Linked DNA regions of Mus musculus: all the other regions are linked to region 1. A link is a loop called in an ENCODE intact Hi-C map of the cell type or tissue named here. Cell type or tissue: left cerebral cortex. All regions are shown on one strand. Links, peaks and the distances in the headings refer to the core of each region. The heading gives the core; the rest is flanking DNA.

Region 1 (5,925 bases), core at 498-5,497:
TGTGTGTGTGTGTGTGTTTGTGTGTGTGTGTGTGTGTGTGTGTGTGTGTGTTTCTGTGACAGAACTCAGGGCCCTGTGCATGCTCTATCATTGAGGTACAGCTCTATACAATGTAAGTAACTTAAAAAAAAAAACAGTTTTATCCAACACTAATGCCGACTCCACAACTTTCTCCCATTCACAGTACTCGCTGTTCTTCCAGGAGACCTGTGTTCAGTTCTCAGTGCCCACACCAGGGGGATCACAGTCACCTGTGTGACTCCAGCTCCAGGGGAACCAGTACCCTTTTCTAGCCTCTGTGGGGACTCTCATACATGGTACACACATTCACACTCACTCACACACACAGACACACACATTCATGCACACATACACATAAATTAAAATAAACCTGAAGTGATCAAGTCAAAGGTTTGGGGTCTATTAAATTATTGTATTTTTATTGGGACAAGAATATATCCAATATGTAAAATTTTAAGTGTCCAATTTAGCAACACAAGTAAGTCACCAATCTGTCTAGTCATTCCCTCCCTCCATCTTCAAAATCTTTCTCATTCAAAACCTCAAACCTGACTTTGCTCTCAGTAATCATTCCTTACTCTTCTCCCTTTAGTCCTGGTAATGTCTAATCTCTCTCCTGTCCTGTGTGTGTGTGCAAGTGTGCATGAGTGTGTGCCTGTGCACACATGCTTGCATGCATGCATTTGTTTGTGCACATGTACATGTGTGTTTGCGAGTGTGGATGTGGACATGTATGTATGTGTATGTGCATGCTTATGTGTGCATGTATACATGCATGTGTTTGCACGTGTGCATGTACGTGTGTCTGTGTGTGTGTGTGTGTGTGTGTGTGTGTGTGCGTGGATGCCTGTGTCTATGTAGGATGTGTGTGCGTGTGTAGATAACATTAGTTATCTCCATCTCCTGCTCTCCAACTTTTAAGGCAGGGCCTCTCACTGAACCTGGAGCTCTCATTGACAGACCATCAAACTGAGGGATCCCCTTGCCTCTGCCTCCATAGATAGCACTGGACTACAGGTATGCCCAGCTTCTTAGAAGCATCCTAGGGATCCAAACTCAGGTCTTCCTGTTCCAACAGCATCAAGTGCTTTGCAAACTGAACCATCACCTCAGCTCACCTTTACTTTTCAAATTGCACAACCATCTGGCCCATTTCTCTTCAGAATTAAAGGCTGCACCAAAGACAGGTGTTTACACTCAAAGCTTTCTGCACTAGTCAAGAAGAAAAACACCCAAATGTGAATAATCCCTGAACAAGTGCACAGAGAAACAAGGTCCACCCTCATAGCCATGCCCACTCACATAGCCACGCCCATCCTCATAGCCACACCCAATGAAACACTTCTCTACAGTGACAAGGAAAGACATTTGCTAGGTGCTAGCTACCATGGGGATGAGCCTCACCCAGACACAGAAGGAATGATATTAAATGATACCACTTTTGTGCCACTGGATCTAAAAGAGGCCACCTTGTGGCCCACTCATGCTCCAAAGCATAGACCAGGCCAGTTTCCCTCTAGTCTGCTCCCTGGGGTTTGAACTGGTCCTTGCAAAGCCCCTCTTGAAACCCACACAGAAAGTCACACCCCATCTTGCTTGGAACTCCCTGGGTCCCACACCACAGCCCCCCCCCAACCCCTCCCACCTACCCTACCCACCCCAGCCCATTCCCTATCCTCTCTTGTGACATAAAAGCATGGAGCTACATTCCCTCACAGCTCTGCTATTTGCTATTGGGGATTTTCTTTATAGAGTTCATTTTCCTAAGACTGAAAGCAAAACAATGGGAACAAATCATCTGAGATGATTCCAAAGCCTTCGGCAGCTAGGCTTCTCGGCAAACAGCTTGGGAACTCCTCCCCCAAAGTGTACAATTTAAATGGAAGACAAGCCTGGCCCTGAGACAAACCCCCTACAGTCAAGGCTTTGGGTATGAGAATAGGGTATCTCCACCCTAGCTGGGGGACTCCAGGGCCAGGAGAAGGGACAAGGACAGGTAAGGCCCACAGGGGTTTAGTTGGCCCGAACCCACTGGAGGATTCTCTTCTGGACCCTCTTGGGTGCTCCTCTCCTGATCATAGGTTTGTGGGGTAAAGAGAGTGACAACCTGAAGATAGACACCACAGCATGTGTATAACCACCTGTGTGGGTGCCACACACACCAACATACCCCACCTAGGTATGGAACACAGCACCTCTCCCTGCGCATGCTTCAGCCCCTAGCCAACCACCCTAGAGGAATGGGAAAGGCCTCTTCCCGTCTCAGGTGACCTGACTTCCCTTCCATGTTTCAACATCTTTGTCACCCTGATCCTTAAGGGCCATCTAGGAGGGACCTGTGCAGATAATCTTATGGGACCTTGTCTCTGAGGATGTCACTCCACCCATTCTGGACACCACCTCTTTGGGTACTTTCCCGGGTGCCATCCTGTCACCACTCAGCGGTCCCTGGCTGAGTCTCCAGAGTGGGTCCCTGAGTTCCCCTTGGTCTAAGACTGGCCAGGATAGACTTGTCTGGCTCAGTTCAATTTCCCCCGCCTTTTTGATGTCACATCCTGTCCCAGCCTGCCTCCTCGCCGGCCGCCGCCCTCCCTCCTCCCTTCCCCGGGCAAGCAAGGCGCACGGGTCCCTCGGCGCCGCCCCCGCCAGCGCCCCTCACCGAGCAAACTTTTGGCACCGCTGCAGCCCGGGCGCGCCGCCGAGCTCTGCAGGGCGCGCCTCTCCGCCGAGCTCGGGCGCGCGGGGACCCGCCTGGCGCGCAGGGAAAGCAAGCGCAGCCCCCGCCCCGCCAGCCCAGCCCTGCCCGAGAGGCAGTCGCGCCGGAACCGGGACCATAAATATGCAGAGCGGAGGCTCAGCGCAGCACAGCCCGCGCGCCGCCCGCCCCGGCTGCTGAGCAGGCGCCGCCTGTGCCCGAGCCGCGGCCGGAGCCCCAGCCCCAACCCCAGCCGGGAGCGCGTTCACATCCCCGCAGCCGCCGGTCGCCAGCACCCAGGCCCCGCACGCCAGGTCGTCGGAGTGGCTGTGAGACATGCAACCGGCCCGGAAGCTCCTCAGCCTCCTGGTCCTCCTGGTGATGGGCACCGAACTCACCCAAGTACGTGTGACCAACGCCATTTTCCTCTGCCAGGGCCACCGTGAGCCGGGCAAAGTCGGGGAGCTGTCCCCAGGGTTGGGACTGAGGAGGGGACTGGAGTGCCGGCCCGCCCCGGGCTTGAGGGAGGGGTGCAGAATGATAGAGACTGGTTTCCCCCAGCTCTGTATAAGAGGGTTACAGCATCCCCTCTCCCAAGACCACCTCCCCACTCCCGAGAAGTTCAGAGGGCAAACTGGGGGCTTCCTTTCCTGGGTTTGTCATCTGGTAGGGAACACAGAGGCGACAGCCGAGCCCCTAGGCATTCTTGCCAGTGGAGGTACCTAACTCCTGCCTCCCAACACACCCCCCTCCGTGGCCCGACTGTCCCTTTGGGAACAATGCTACCCTCTGCGCGGTGGGCATGGTGCCATTAAGCCCTGGAAGGGCAGCTGCAAGGCACTCGGGTGCATTGTTGGCTGGCTGTGGAGGATTTGGGGACTGTGACCACACGCAACTAGAGACATCAGTGATGCGCTGTATGCATGTGGGAAGGCTGGAGATGCCCAGCGCTCATCTGCCCAGAACAATGTACCGACCGGAGTGTGTGTCTGAGAGGGTATTCTCCATTTTAAAATTGCAGCTTGGGAGGCTGTGCGCTCCCAGCTGGGAGGCCGCTTTGCTACTAGGGTGTTCAGGCTGGCAGGGAAGAGTCTGCCAGCTTTTGGGTTGCTCAAGAGTGACATTAAAATGCCCTTTGTGTGGTGCCACTGTGCCTTGGTCTGAGTTAAGAACACCCCCCCCCCTCGACTCTTGGCAGTCAAAAGTCCAGGATGTTGATGGGCAGCCCCCCTTTTAGTCCCAACCTCAGGTGCCTGGACCCTCCCTGCCTCCCTCTGTCCATCTCTCAGAATAAAAGAGGAAACAAAAGAGAGGAGAGACCAGAAAGCAGTTGGGAGACCACAGGCAGAAGACTCAGAGTGAGCTTCCCTTGTTCAAGGAAGCCCTTGCTGGCTTAGCTGCCTATGTCCAGGACACACAGTTCAAACTCGACCGGACAGTGGAATTTGTTGTCTCCCACTTGCCCTCTGACTCTTGCCTGGAGTTTCCTGGACCGCCATCCAGTTAGCCCTAGAGAGGGTCTTTGTGGAACTCTGGAATGGGAGTTTCCTTGGTCTGTCTGGAGAAAGCATGGAGGAGGGTGCTGACTGGGCATGGGGCATGCATGGATGGATGAACACACACACACACACACACACACACCATGCACACCACATACACCTGTGTGCCAAAAAGAGCCACACAGATCTTGCTTAGCAGAGTGCCAGCCTTACAAAGGGCAATGCCTTTTTCCATCACATCTTGGCATAAAGATAGCTGGCCCTGGGTAGTCCTGGAAGTGACTCTCCTCATAGACCCTTTAGCCCTAACAACTCCCCCTCCCCCCCCCCCTTCTGGGAACCTCTACATCTCAATTGTCCAATCGCAAGAGGCTTTTCCTTCCTAAATCCCCTACCTGTCTTTCCAAAGATCTGCTGTTATGGGGAGAAAACTTAGCTCAACTTCAGTTAGACGCTTTGTCTCTATGATGGTGTTTGCCCATTTGTCCTAACAGAGCCTTCGCTCCAGCAAGGCCCTTCAACAGACCCTGGCACACTCAGGAACCTCACCTCTGGGCTCCAGAAAGGTCTCCCTCCCTGTGAGCTGCCTTCAGGACCGTGGCCAGCTCCCGAGGCCCCAAGCCAGTGTTTAAGAGGCGATGAAGTTGTGACTTGCTTGCCTGGAAGGTTCTTTCTTAGAATCTGAGCTCTGAGGTTCCTCACCTCTCCAAACAGAGCCCCTGAAGTCTTCTTTGTAGAACCTTGCCTGGGAAGCCTGTTACCCTGACAATGATGGGATTTCAGGTCCAAATCTCATGAACCAAGAGCTCTCAAATCACCCAACCACATTGAGTCTAGGAAGGCTCAGTTCTCTCTGCCTGGGTTATGCGGTCAGGGGCCCCATTGGGATGGGGACAGGTGGCTTTCACAGTCAGTGGTGACAGCTTGAGATGGTAGGCTGGGCTGCACTGAGTCAGTTAGTCCCTTAGGATATCCATGCCTGGAAATCTGTTGTTTAATCCTACTGTGACAAGAAACACTCAGACACCTTTGGGCCTCAGAAAGTATCTGTCTTCCACTTCCATACAGGCCAGGGGAAGTGCTCCTCACAGCCACATTTGCTCTTCCACCTGCAGCCAGGCCAGGGGAAGTGCTCCTCACAGCCACAGAGGAAGTGCTCCTCATAGCCACATTTGCTTTCAGCTCTTGCAAACAGTGGGGACATAGATCCCAGGGTGGTGAGTGTAGATCGGTACAGGTGGGCATGGGAACCAGCTGGGGATAGATAGGCCAGCCCAGCCCATAACGAGGGCTGCCTGCAGGATCTCGGGAGGCAGGTGGGGGCATGGAGCACGTGCTGGGCCATCTGTTCTCCCAGCAGCTGGCTCAAGCTGGTCCATTCAATCAAATGCCAAGTACTGATTGACAGTTTGTGCCATGCAAAGCCGTAGCCCTCCTGAACTTTGTCCTCAGACAGAAGGTTGCTTGGTGTGGCTTTGTTTGGTTTTTACTAAAAAGATGACATCGGTGCTCTTTGAGGCTAGCGTCGGTGACACCATCCTGGGCCTCCCAGTGGGGCACTGGGTTGTTTATTGTAGTCCTGGGTTGGGGGCATGACTAGGGCTCCCTGGTCTCCAGGCCTACACACAGCCCACCCCAAGCCTCAGCTTAGAGAGAATCCTGATCTGTGGGAGTTAGGTAAGGGCTGGGAAGCTCTGCAGCAGTGACCTT
Region 2 (5,925 bases), core at 596-5,595, 95 kb before region 1:
GGCCCCATCCAGTCTTCGTTCAGTGCTGTAGATATGAATGCTTTTCCTCCTCCTGCCTCAGGGTCCCACCCCCAATCCTCACCTCCCATGCCTCTCAGTTGGAGCTCCACCATGCTATAGAGCTGCAGCCTGGAAGGTCCCTGTGTGACCCTCACCCCCAACACAGAACCAGGCACAGAGAGAAAAGTGTGCTGTTGTTCCTCTGTGCAGACTCCTCCCACAGCATCCTGTTAGGGCTGCCTGATAGACTCAGCTGACCCCACTGCCATAGCCTCTGGACCTGTGTCTGCCCAGACTTACCTCAGTGATGGAGTGTGACCTGAGAGTTCTAAGCTGAGGTAAACCCTTTCTTCACCAAATTGCTTTTGGTAATGGTGTTTTATCATAGATATAGGAACCCTAACTGGGATGGATATGGAGGTGAGTAGATAAATGGATCATGAGTGGATGTGCAAATGGATGTACAGATGGATGGATGCATGGACAAATAGACTCACTGATAGGTGGGTGGGTAGATGAATACGTGGATGGATAAGTGGATGGGTGGTTGAGTGGGTGGATAGTTGTGTAGATAAGTGGATGGACTGGTGGACAGATGGATGGGTGAGCAAGTAGACTAGTGAGTGGGTGCATGGGTGGATAGGTAGATGGATGGATGGAAGGCTGATGAAGGTTGATCTTGAGAGGTTCTCTCGGCCCTGAAAATGACTCAGGGAACCTAACGTATGGATAGGTTTTGCTTTGGTGCTAACCAAGGCTTGCCTGCATCAGTCTCCTGGTTCCAGATGAGGTTCTGTTTTGGCCACTGCCTTCACGACACCTTCCCTACGCTGGCTTGTTGGGGAGAAGCACAGACTGCATTTAGAGCCACTGTAACGAATCCTAAAGGGACCCCATGAAACTGAGGGTGGAAGGCATGGTGGGATGTGACCTGGCTGAGGTTGTGACATCTGGACTGGCTGGATCTGGAAGCCAGACTCTGAAAACATAACCCAGAACTAAGGTCCAGGGTCGGGCGACTTGGGGTTTCCTGCTTAGTTCAGTGTTGCAACTGGGTGCAGGATGCTGGCCAGGGTCATGCTCACAAGTCACGCAGAACACTGAGCACAGCACAGTTAACTCACAGCTTTCAAGGTGGTTCAGAAGAAGATTCCAAGACTAATTTCACCATCCAGAGGCCTCTCCGTCCCAGGTGAGGACCAGGAGCAGGGTAGGATATGATTCTCCATGACAGCTGGGTTCCAAACAACCGCAAGCCCTTCTTTGCCTCAGGCCAGTGGCTTCTCTCCCAGTGAACAGCCCTCCAACAGTTTGCTGCTGAGTCTATCACAGACCCAAGCAGGGTTATCTAAGCAGAGAGACTCTGTGCCCAATGGCCTTGACCTTTCTATGGTGAGAGAAAGGCCATAGAAAGGTCCCTGCTGACACTGTGCATGTGCCTCTGGGGAGGGGCAGCTAAGCAGTCAGCCACAGAGCAGACAGCTTCCTCCAGCCATACTACCAAGACTCTCTGCCATCTCCTGTGCATGGGCTTCTTTCTCTACTCAGACCCAAGTACCCCTCCCAAGCAGCCCTTCCAGGCTCCTATCCTCTGCTGGACAGTTACTGAGCAGGACGCTGGGCCTGTACATGGTCAGCAGGTCACCTTCGGAAACTTCCTGACTTCCTCCTGCATTGGGGGTGTGCATAAAGGCAAACGTAAGCACGCACTGTGTTGGGTGGAGATCAGTGATTGCTGAAAGATAAGATGGGGTAAAAACCAGAAGGAACAGAACACTCCACTGAGGTGGGGAGCAGCCAAGACAACCACTGACAGGGCAACAGCTGAGCCACAAGCCAAGCACTAGCGTATGTTCCTATCCCAGAAGCCTACTTGTTTTCATAGCAGTCTCAGCCCTGTCCTACAGAATTACAAAGCCCAGAGGGGGTGTGTGGGTGGCCAGAAAGCACACAGCAAATGGACAGGCATTGAGCCCATTTCTCCTCTCAGAGGCTTCCTGTTTCCATGCTAAGAGAAGGTCAACCAGGTGGATCTTGGCCACGTAAGGTAAACAGATGCCTACAAAAAAGATAAGAAAGAAATGTTTTGGGGTGTCCACAAGCCAGGGTGACTCTCCTTTCTTATCTGTGTCAAGACAAGAAAGAGTTTGCTTTCCAACCCCCCTGCAGTGGAATCTGTTCTTTCAATGGCCAAATATAATAAAAATACTTGACCTAGTCTTTGAAAGGCATCCAAATGCCACCTAATCTGGTGGCCAGGATGCTGAGTGCCAATTTGAATTAATGGATGGTGCCATGAATTGAAGGTGAAATGTACCCATGGGCTCATGGTTTGAACTCTGAGTCCTCAGTTGGTAGCCCTGTTTTGGGAGGAGGCGGGACCATTAGGAGGGGAGCTGGGTAGGTGGAAATGGGTTGTCAGAGGCAGATTCTTGGGAGAGTCTGGCCATCTGTGATGTGGACAGTTCTTCCACAAGCTCCCGCTGCTACGGATTGAGTCATTGCTGCCACAACGGGTGGAAACTCACTGAAACACTGAGTCAAGGACAATCCGTTGGGCTGGAGGGATGGTTCGGTGGTCAAGAGCACTGACTGCTTGCTCTTCCGGAGGTCCTGAGTTCAATTCCCAGCAACCACACAGTGGCTCACAATCATCTGTAATGGGATTCGATGCCCTCTTCTGGTGTGTCTGAAGACAGCTACAGTGTACTTAGCATATATAAATTTTTTAAAAATTGTCATCCTTCAAATGGTTTCTGTCAGGAATGAAGGTCACAGTGAGGTCAAGATAAGCATTACAAATGGCCACAAAGTGAACTCTCAACCTGTCTCCAACCCACTGAGCTCCCTCATCCAAGCACGCCAGCCCAAGGGTGCCATTCACAGATGAGAAAGCCCTTGGTTCTACCTTGATGTTTGTTGCTGTGATAAACACCGTGACCAGAACCAATGTAAGGAGCAAGGGCTTGATTTCAGCTTAAAGGCGACAGCCCATCACTGAGGACTGATGGATCGGGGCAGGAACTCCAGGCAGGAGCAGGAAGTAGAATCCATGGAGAAACAATCAAAAAAAATGTGTTTCACACAGGCACATGGGCCAATCTGACAGTCAATTTCTTGCTTGAGGTTCCCTCTTCCTGGGAGACTTGGTTTGTGTCAAGTTGACAATACAAACTAAACGGTATAGGCTTTGGCCCACACAGCTCAATGGCAAGCCCCCAGATAAGCAAGAATGGACACCCAGTGGTCATCATCTCAGAAAGGGTCAATAGAGACAGTCCCTTGTCTTACTGGCCACGGCTGGGAACAGAGGCTGACCAGCTGAAGGGGAGGGGGGTTTTAACCCGTACTCCCTGCCCACCAGTGCATCTCTGTGAGGGACCAAGGACACTTTCACTGACTTGAAGGGAATAGGCAAGTTCTTCAAGTGACAAAGAGCCACTTCTGTCCCCTTCCCTTCCCTGCCCTGCCCCCCAGCCCCCTATTGCGATCTATCTGAGGCATCTCTACTTGAATGCCTTTGTTTCTCAATCCCTGGAAGCCTTCAGCTTCTCTGTGGCTGCGGGAAACTGGGAAGCTTTGATTCGCTGAGAATCTGGGCTGTGGCTTTGGGGCTCAAAACAGGGGGGACCATTTCTCCTGGGAGGCGCGGGAGGAAAATAATTTCGGTGACTGTAGGTAATTAAGTCGCCACAGTGCTATGGAACATGCATTATATTATACGATGATTAATCCCTGGGACAGCGGGGAGATTTTTCATCTTCAAAGCTCTCCTCGGCTCCTCATTAATCATCTCAGCCCCAAGGAAAGAGAAGCTGCTTCAGTTCCTAAGAGAGGGGAAACTGAGTCAGCTGGGTTCCTCTGACTCCTCCCACACCTGGGTGGAGACAATACGCTACCAGGACCACCAAGGGCTTTCTCCCAAGTTGTTTCTCCTGGAGGCATCAGTCAGTTTCCCACCCTCACAGGGACCTGCATAAGAATCAATAAAAATGTTATTTTAAATGAAAAGAAAGCAGTCCAGCTCCGCCGGTGGGGGCTGCCAACGCCCGCCTGCCCGCCGCCCTTTCTCATCGCTTTTGTTCCCTCTGCCTGGGTACCTGCACATTTTCAGTGCGCAGCCTCTCTGGGAAAGCAAAGCCTCTCCCCGGTTTCTCAGCGAGCAGTTTAAAGGAAAGTGCTGTTTTGCTCGCAGACGCCTTCTTTTGCAATTGGGACATCGTGCTATAAATACAGCCCATCCTGCTTTGCATTCAAATTGTTGTGAAAGTTTGGGGCTGTAAATAATATGTTCTAGGTGCTTGAGACAGAATTTTTATTATTTTTTTCTCCCTGTTCCTGGAGCTAGTGATAAATTAAACATTTATTTTGCACTCCCACCATGCAATACAAAATACAGGGCTGATTGCTTCACACCTGACACCAAGCGTAAAGGTGACCCGTAGGTGAGCAGGGGGTGGGAAGCTGCCCAGAGTGGGAGAGGTTGGGGAGCAGGGGTGGAAGGAGCTGTTCTGAGTTCGGCCTTCCCCGTGATGGCGTTCTTCTCTGAATGACCTTCTGATAACAAGAAGGCTCACACCCAAATATCTGTTTCACACAGGGGAAACTGAGGCTGAGAGATGTCTGCTGCAAACACGTCTCCACCCACTATGACCTGAGTGTGCCCCCGGGGCTCACTCTCCCCTGGCCTGCAGTGATTTTTCTCTGGGTGTGCTGGAGAGTGGAGATGGGAAAAGCTACAGTCTCTGAACCCAACTGAAACAGGCTGCCCTGCACTCTGGACAGACCGATCCCTGGCAGTGGCAGGTAGGCCCTTACTGCAAAACTTGGTGCGCAATCTCCAGTCTCAGTTCCCTTGCCTTGAAATGAAGTAAAAAATAGAATTCCTTAGGCGCTGGGGAGGAGCAGGTAAAGTCTCTGGTATGCTTATGGGGGAGCAGCTGTGACCAAGGACCCCAATGCCCAGGAATAGTACCACTCCCTAAGATATGGAAGACACATGCAGGGTGCTAGGAGGTCCAGCCAGACATGAAGCCCGTGGGTGTCATTTCTTATTCTCTGAGCCCCTTGGCTAGGACCATCAGGAAACTACATCTAGCAGACAGGTCTAGATAGGACCTGTGTTGTAGATGAGAGGGCTCATCCTGGCATAACTGGGCTGCATTCAAACCTCAGGCTGAAGAGGAGGGGTGTGTGTGATCCAACTTCTGCTCTCTTCTGATGGAGACCACTGGCACTTTCACGAAAGGATGCACCTACAGACACGTGACTCAGCACACACCTCCAGAGACTCACAACCCATATGCTCACTGGCTCACAACACACACACACACACTCGCTCACAGCTCATAAATGCTCATGAATTCATCGCATGCACTCTCTCAGGCTCACATGTGTGCACATTCATGATCTTGAGTACACTCTCCAACACACTTCGTCTACCACCCGCACTCCATCCCACCAGAAGCTTCCCTCAGGCCAGAACAAGCTGGATGCACTCCCTGAAGCAATGCCGCACATGCTCAGTAGCAGCCACAGAAGGCAGTCAGCTCACCTCTAGACACCAGGACATACGGGCCCCTACCCAGCTCTGGGGGCACACTTGCCATCTTAGTCTTAGAGGACTGTATGGACAGACAGGAACAGGCTGAGCTGCTCTAGGTTGCTTCCCTAGTACAGACCACAATGACAACCTGCTGTGTTTCGGTACACTTTGCCGTGCTAATCAGCCCGAGGGCCAGCGGGTTGTGTACAGCTGAGGGAGAAGAGAGCTAGGCCTCAACGCATAGCCCTGGCTGCTGCACCAGACACAGTAGTGTTCTTATCTTCAAATGACACACCCACTGAAAACTCACTAACCTATGATCTTTCAGGCAGTACCAACAGGGTGGAAGCTTCTTTGGAAAATTCTAGAAAGTTCTCAGC
Region 3 (5,925 bases), core at 596-5,595, 120 kb before region 1:
AGGAATGGACTGATCCATGGCAGTGTTAGCAAGACCCCAGGAGAGAGGCACACCTGTGTGCTGTGAGGCACTTTAGAGTCCACCATTGATGGAGATAACTCACTAGCTGGCTTCTTCTCACTCTGTCCGCTGCCTCCTGCCTCATCATTTCTGCTGTGGCAATGTGCTGATATGTGGACCACTTTCCCATCCCTTGGCTTCTCCTTTCTCTAATCTAATTCTATCTGAAATGGACCATCACCAGGGAGCCTCAGGAGGGAGCACGGTGGCCCAATGATTAGCAACAGAAATGAAGACCCCAAACCTGATCTCCCTTCCTCCATCCTCCAGGACAGGTCCCCGACTTCTCTTTTCTTCCCCACAAATTACACAAATTAAACCTCTTGTACATACCACAGGCTCTGGGAGCACCCACAGGCACCAAGCCCTCCTGAGAGTCCTGAGGAAGTGTCCTGCTTCTGTGAGTCCTCTGCACATGCTCTTCCCGAGACAAGAGGGCATTTTACAGCAGCACCCAACAAACTTTCCAACTGGAAACTTAGCAGGGCAGAAGTATGAGCTGATTATTTTTTAACCAGCTTGGCCTAAGTTTCTCCAAACAATCTTCCAGAGTCAGGATGCCCTCCCCACCTCTCAGACTTGGGTGCGTTTCTGTGTGTGTGTGTGTGTGTGTGTGTGTGTGTGTGTGTGTGTGTGTGTGTTCTATGCATGTGTGTGCACATTTGTGTGCTTGTGCATTTGCTGAAATGTGCACATGAGAAGATCAGAAGCCAATGTTAGATGTCTTCCTTTGTTCCCCACCTTACTTTTTGAGACTGGATCTCTCACGGTCCCTGGAGCTTGCTGCTTGCTCTTTCAGCTAGACTGGCTGGTCAAGAGCGCCAGGAGGGCCTCTTGCCTCTGCCTCCTCAGCACTGTCACTGCAAGCACACATCATCATGGCTGAATCTTACATGGATGCTGGGAACTTGACTCAGGGCCTCCTGCTTACCCAGCAAGCACATCACCCGTGGAGCCATCTCTCCAGCCCCTGCACTTCACAGTTTGAGTGCAAATATAGACAGTTCGTTTTCCAGTCCACACCCAGAGCACCCACCTACAGGGAAGAGGCTGTAACTTTATAGAACCCCCGCTCCCATCATGCCAGGGGACTTTCTGGCCAACAGTGTCTGTGGGAGATGTTTACATACAGAGCAATGCTATGTGCTCACTTTGATCTTTAGTCCTCTTCCTGTGGGAAGGACACATTTCTAAACCCATCAGGCAGGCAGTAGATGGAGCCCCTATGGTTGTTCAGTTTTCAGATGGTCAGCCGACACTTACCCGCCCCTGAGTCTTTTGTGCTATGTAGAAAATCCCAAGACACTCTGCCAGGCTTCACAGCAGTACCAGGGGCAATGCAATGTTGACCTGAGGTTTCTGTCACAATACCCATATGCTCTCTTGCTATTCATGGAGGAATCCATAATGGATCTCTTTTTGCTTTAAATCTACAGCGCAAACCTCAGTGCTGATAGTGGGCTGCGTGGCAGAAGCCTCGTTTCTGATCAATGTGTTGCCTGCAACAACTTTGAGGGCGGATGCGTGGAACATCCTTTATGGCCCCCAGGGGAGAGCTGGGAAAACAGGATTCTAACAGAATGTGTTTCTTTTTCTTGGCGGCCTGGCTAGGTGTTACAAGGAAAAAAAGAGCTTAGCAGTTGGCAAGCAGGAACAAAGCCAGCTGAAGGCTACAGGAGACCAAGGGCTTTCTGTCATGGAAAATGCCCACACATTTCCAGATCCTTAAAAGAGTGAGAGAGAAAGTTTTAAATGGCTGTAGGTAGCCAGCTTTTTTAATGTAGTGACTCGGCCTTGCTGTGAAATCCCTCTAGGCTGGGAGGTAGCTAAAGTGTTGTCACACAAGCCGGAGGGACTTGAATCCTGTTCCCAGAAACGTGTAGCCAGGCATGGTGGTGCACACTTGTGATTCCAGTGCTGGCTGTGAGTTCTCTGGCCAGCCAGAAGGCCTACTACGCACATGTCTTAGGGTTTCAGTACTCTGAGGAGATACCATGGCCAAGGCAACTCTTACAAAGGAAAGCATTTAATTAGGTTTAAAGCTTCAGAGAGAATCTCAGTTCATTATCATCAAGGCAGGAAGCATGGCAGCCTGCAGGTAGACATGGCACCAGAGAAGGAGCTGAGAGTTCTACACCTTGATTGGAACCCAGCCAGCAGGAGCCAGCTCTCTTTTGCACTAGGCAAAGCTTGAGCACTAGGAGCCCTCAGAGCCCGCCTACACAGTGACACACTTCCTCCAACAAGGCCACACCTACTACAAGGCCACACCCCCAGTAGTGCCCCTTCTCATGAGCCAAGCATATTCTAACCACCACAGCATATTCCAGGCCAGTGAGGGAAAATGAAAATTTCTCAAAAAAAAAAGGGGGGGGACTCCAAAGAACAACACCTGAGTTTGTCCTCTGACCTATACACACTACACACACACACACACACACACACACACACACACACACAAACACACACACACCACACACACTTCCTCCTGCCTGAGCCTGGATCATCTCAGGGAGATGGCCTCAGGGCAGTAGATACACAGAGAGGCAGGGCACACATCCCACTGACTTGAGGACTATCTTGGGGAGCTTGGGTGAGGCTGGGGGAGAGGACTCCATGTTGGGCCTACTCTCCTTGCTGTGTCCTGCTCTGACCATGCCCAGGCACCAGCAAGAGTGAGTTTGTGTCTATCCCAGAGTGGCAGGTGCTTTGTTCAAATGCACTGCATCTGAGAGGGCGGCAACAGGGAGGATACCGGGTGGAGGAGCCGCGCACCCCTCTGAGCAGGCCTGGAGCTCTCTGGGCTTCGTGCCAGTGCAGCCTCCACTGGGCTCCTCAGCTATTCTTTAGTGGCTCTGAGCTACTTATGCTGTTGTCATTGTCATAGCGACTCGGCGGCCTGCAACATATGGGTGGGAGGCGACCGATGATGTGATTCCTGGAGCTGTGCAGAGACTCTGTCCCTCCTACCCACCACCCACCTCACCATGTGTCAGGAGTCCCAGCCAGTAAGGCAACAGCACTAGGGACCATCTGAAAACCCATCTGTCCCAAGTTGGTGGCTAGGACTCAAGGAGCTTTACAATCCTGTGGTATGGAGTCCTAACCCCTAAGTGGGATTAAAGGGAGAGTCGCCATATTTCACAATAAGAACTGAGATGCTGCCAGCTGTGTGTCTTGTCCACCCAGACCATGGGCCTCTCAGCTCCCCATGACCCATATCCACCAAGGCTTTGCAGCCCACAGGCACAGACGACTTGGCCGCATTGTGAAGAGAGGCAGGACCATCCCTCTAGACATGTAGGGCCTTCCCACAAAGGAGACTCTGCATTTTCAGAGGAAGTGGACTTTGTGTGGGCCTAGGCACCTTCACAGCAGGGTGTCCAAAGCCACACACTAGGCTGCAGAAAGGGGTTTGCTCAGGTTGGCAGCCAAGATAAAGGACTTGAGGTCAGAAACATACCCTAAGCTCCCATCACAGGACATGTTTGGCTGTGGATACAGACATGGCCATCCACATTGTTCAGCAGAACGGCAGGGTGTGGAAGTTCAGGGTCATGTGAACAGGAGCAGCCTGAAAGCCTCAGTTGGCCTTACCCTGGGTTGTGAAAACTGGGTCTGAGCGACTCCTATTTGGGAGGATTGTTCCACCCAGTTTCCTTCTGACATCACATCCCTGTAAACCAGTGGTTCTCACCATGTTGGTGGTGACTCCTTGGTGTGTGTGTGTGTGTGTGTGGGTGTCGAATGACCCTCACAAGGGGTCACCTAAGACTATCTGAAAACACAGATACTTATGTAATGATTCATAACAGTAGCAAAATTATAGTTATGAAGTAGCAACGACAATAATTTTATGGTTGGGGGTCACCACAACATGAGGAGCTATATTAAAGGGTCGCAGAGTTAGGAAGGTTGAGAACCAGAGCTCTAAAGTGAGCTCTTCTCTGACAACCAGAGGATCAGCTCTTCTTTGTCCCATAATCATCTGCAGTAACAAAGTTCCAAGGTCCTGACAGCCCATCACAACCATCCAGGAAGACTCAAAAAGGAATCATGACCCTCCCTTCCACCCAGACTCTAAAAGCTCCCTGTGGATTCTGAGCCATGGGGAAAGCCACATGGTCCCTGGGAAGCCAGCTGTAAAGCAAGAGGACCTGGCTTCAGGCCCCAGCACCTGGTTAGCAAACCAGCTGTGGTGACAGTATACACCTGTCACCTCAGTGCTGAGGGGAAGGGGGCTCCCTAGAGGATGGTGACCAGCAGGATTGGCTAATCAGTAAGTTCGAGTTTCAGTGAGAGACCCTATCTTTAAAAATAAGGTGGAGAGTGATAGAGGAGGACACCCAGTGTTGGCATGCGTGGGTGCACACGTAACTATACTACATACAAAAGCCCTGTGGCAGTACATCAAACAGACATCCCACAGGCCCCGTGTCCACAGCCCCCCACCCCCGACATCCCCTCAGTGAGGATCAGACTGGTGACAGAGAATGTCTGCCTCTCGATCCCACATCTGTGACAGTGCACGTTTTCTGAGTCAGCATGCTCGCCAGAGAACTCGTTCCTAGGAGAAAACTCAACTGCAGCAAGAAGTCTGCACACACACACACACACACACACACACACACACACACACACACATACACACACACACACGAGGAATGCTATGCAGGGTCCAAATCCACGATAAAAGAATGGCCTTTTCCTCAAGTGAGTTAGTAGCTATTTGAAAACTAAATATGCAAACACTTGTAACCTGGGAAATAGCTGTAAAGTTGAGAAATAAAAGCCACAAACTATTTTACATAAAAATTCACGATTCTGTGTACAGAAAATAAAATTTTGTATAATTTCACATGTATAAGATAAAACAAAATGCTATGTAAAATAAACTTTTCAAAAAACTTAAACTACATTTCAAATTAGAACATAAAAGGTATAGATGTCCATTTACTTTAATGAATTAGAAGAGGTCGGGGAGGTCAGATTCCTTCTAAAAACAAATGATTAAGACCCATAGGGGCAAAGAACCAGAAGGAACAAGGACCCAGAGGGAAAAGGAACTCAAGGGGAGACTGGACCCAAGAAGCAGGGACCAGAAGGGTAGTGACCTAGGGGGATCAGAGACCCAGGGGCATCAGGGACCCAAAGAAGCAGGAACCCAGGGGTGCAGGAACCCAGGGGTGCAGGAGCCTAGGGGAGCAGGAACCCAGGTGTATTGGGAATGCAGAGGAACGGAGACATAAAGGAAGCAAGGATCTAGGGGGGAACAGAAAATCAGGGAAATGGGCCATCCTGAAGAAGGACACCCATAGCCCAGAGTCCTGATCTGAGTCAGAATCTCCAAAGACTTCAAACTTCAGGAAATAATGCCAAACTCTTCTGGAACAAATGGTGATGTCCCCATCAAAGACCTAGGTGCCATAGGATGGACTCGAAGGGACATTTTAAGACTGAAAACCAAAAACTCAGGAGTAGTAATCAGACTTTCACATAGCGGTGGTGGTGGTGGTGGTGGTGGGGTCTTTACCCGAAGAACAAGGCTTTCATCTAACTTCCTGCGGAAAACATACCTATCAAATTAACCACGCATAGTCCAAGTGCCAGGTCTTGAGGTGTGCATTGGGAAAACATCCTCTACCTGACACACGGAAGGCCCGAGGGTCTATCCTCAGCACTGCACAAAAACAATCAAGTAAATCAAAATAAGGTACAAAACAAAAACAAAAACCGGTTGCCAGTGAAGAATCTTACATCAGGTGAAACTAGCAGTTACACTAAAGTGTGGGAGATGCTCAGCTAGTCGGGGCTTGCCTTGAGAGTACGAGGACTGAGTTAGGTACCCAGAACCGACATAAAATG

What was found. Hi-C counts contacts between places; a loop is a spot of excess contacts. Peaks named below come from ENCODE experiments on the same cell type or tissue, not always from the same donor. Only the 100,000 strongest peaks of a DNase experiment are listed, where the experiment ranks them.
Region 2: a loop joins it to region 1, with 8 times the contacts of the local background. A loop is called at or near these places in 4 of 42 quality-filtered maps.
Region 3: it touches region 1 in a loop (10-fold over the local background); 3 of 42 quality-filtered maps call a loop at or near these places.

Annotation. Positions count from the first base shown.
Region 1 is chr2:28,190,345-28,196,269 of GRCm38, forward strand. It overlaps a transcript of Olfm1 not described here. Among named protein-coding and RNA genes, the nearest start is that of Olfm1, 12 kb to the right of the region's middle. In left cerebral cortex, for the core only: a CTCF peak has its summit at 2,739; DNase peaks (open chromatin) are centred at 1,360, 2,651, 2,777, 3,558 and 1 more place; H3K4me3 peaks cover 3,195 bases; H3K27ac peaks cover 3,093 bases.
Region 2 is chr2:28,095,200-28,101,124 of GRCm38, forward strand. F730016J06Rik (a long non-coding RNA gene) reads left to right here and starts at 146. Exons shown (of 10, transcript XR_003953783.1): 1 at 146-338; 2 at 4,601-4,806. In left cerebral cortex, for the core only: no CTCF peak of the experiment used is centred there; DNase peaks (open chromatin) are centred at 1,955, 2,468, 3,696, 4,166 and 2 more places; H3K4me3 peaks cover 648 bases; H3K27ac peaks cover 2,403 bases.
Region 3 is chr2:28,065,737-28,071,661 of GRCm38, forward strand. No RefSeq gene overlaps it. Among named protein-coding and RNA genes, the nearest start is that of Fcnb, 16 kb to the right of the region's middle. In left cerebral cortex, for the core only: a CTCF peak has its summit at 1,622; DNase peaks (open chromatin) are centred at 1,128, 1,670, 2,243, 2,976 and 1 more place; H3K27ac peaks cover 2,532 bases.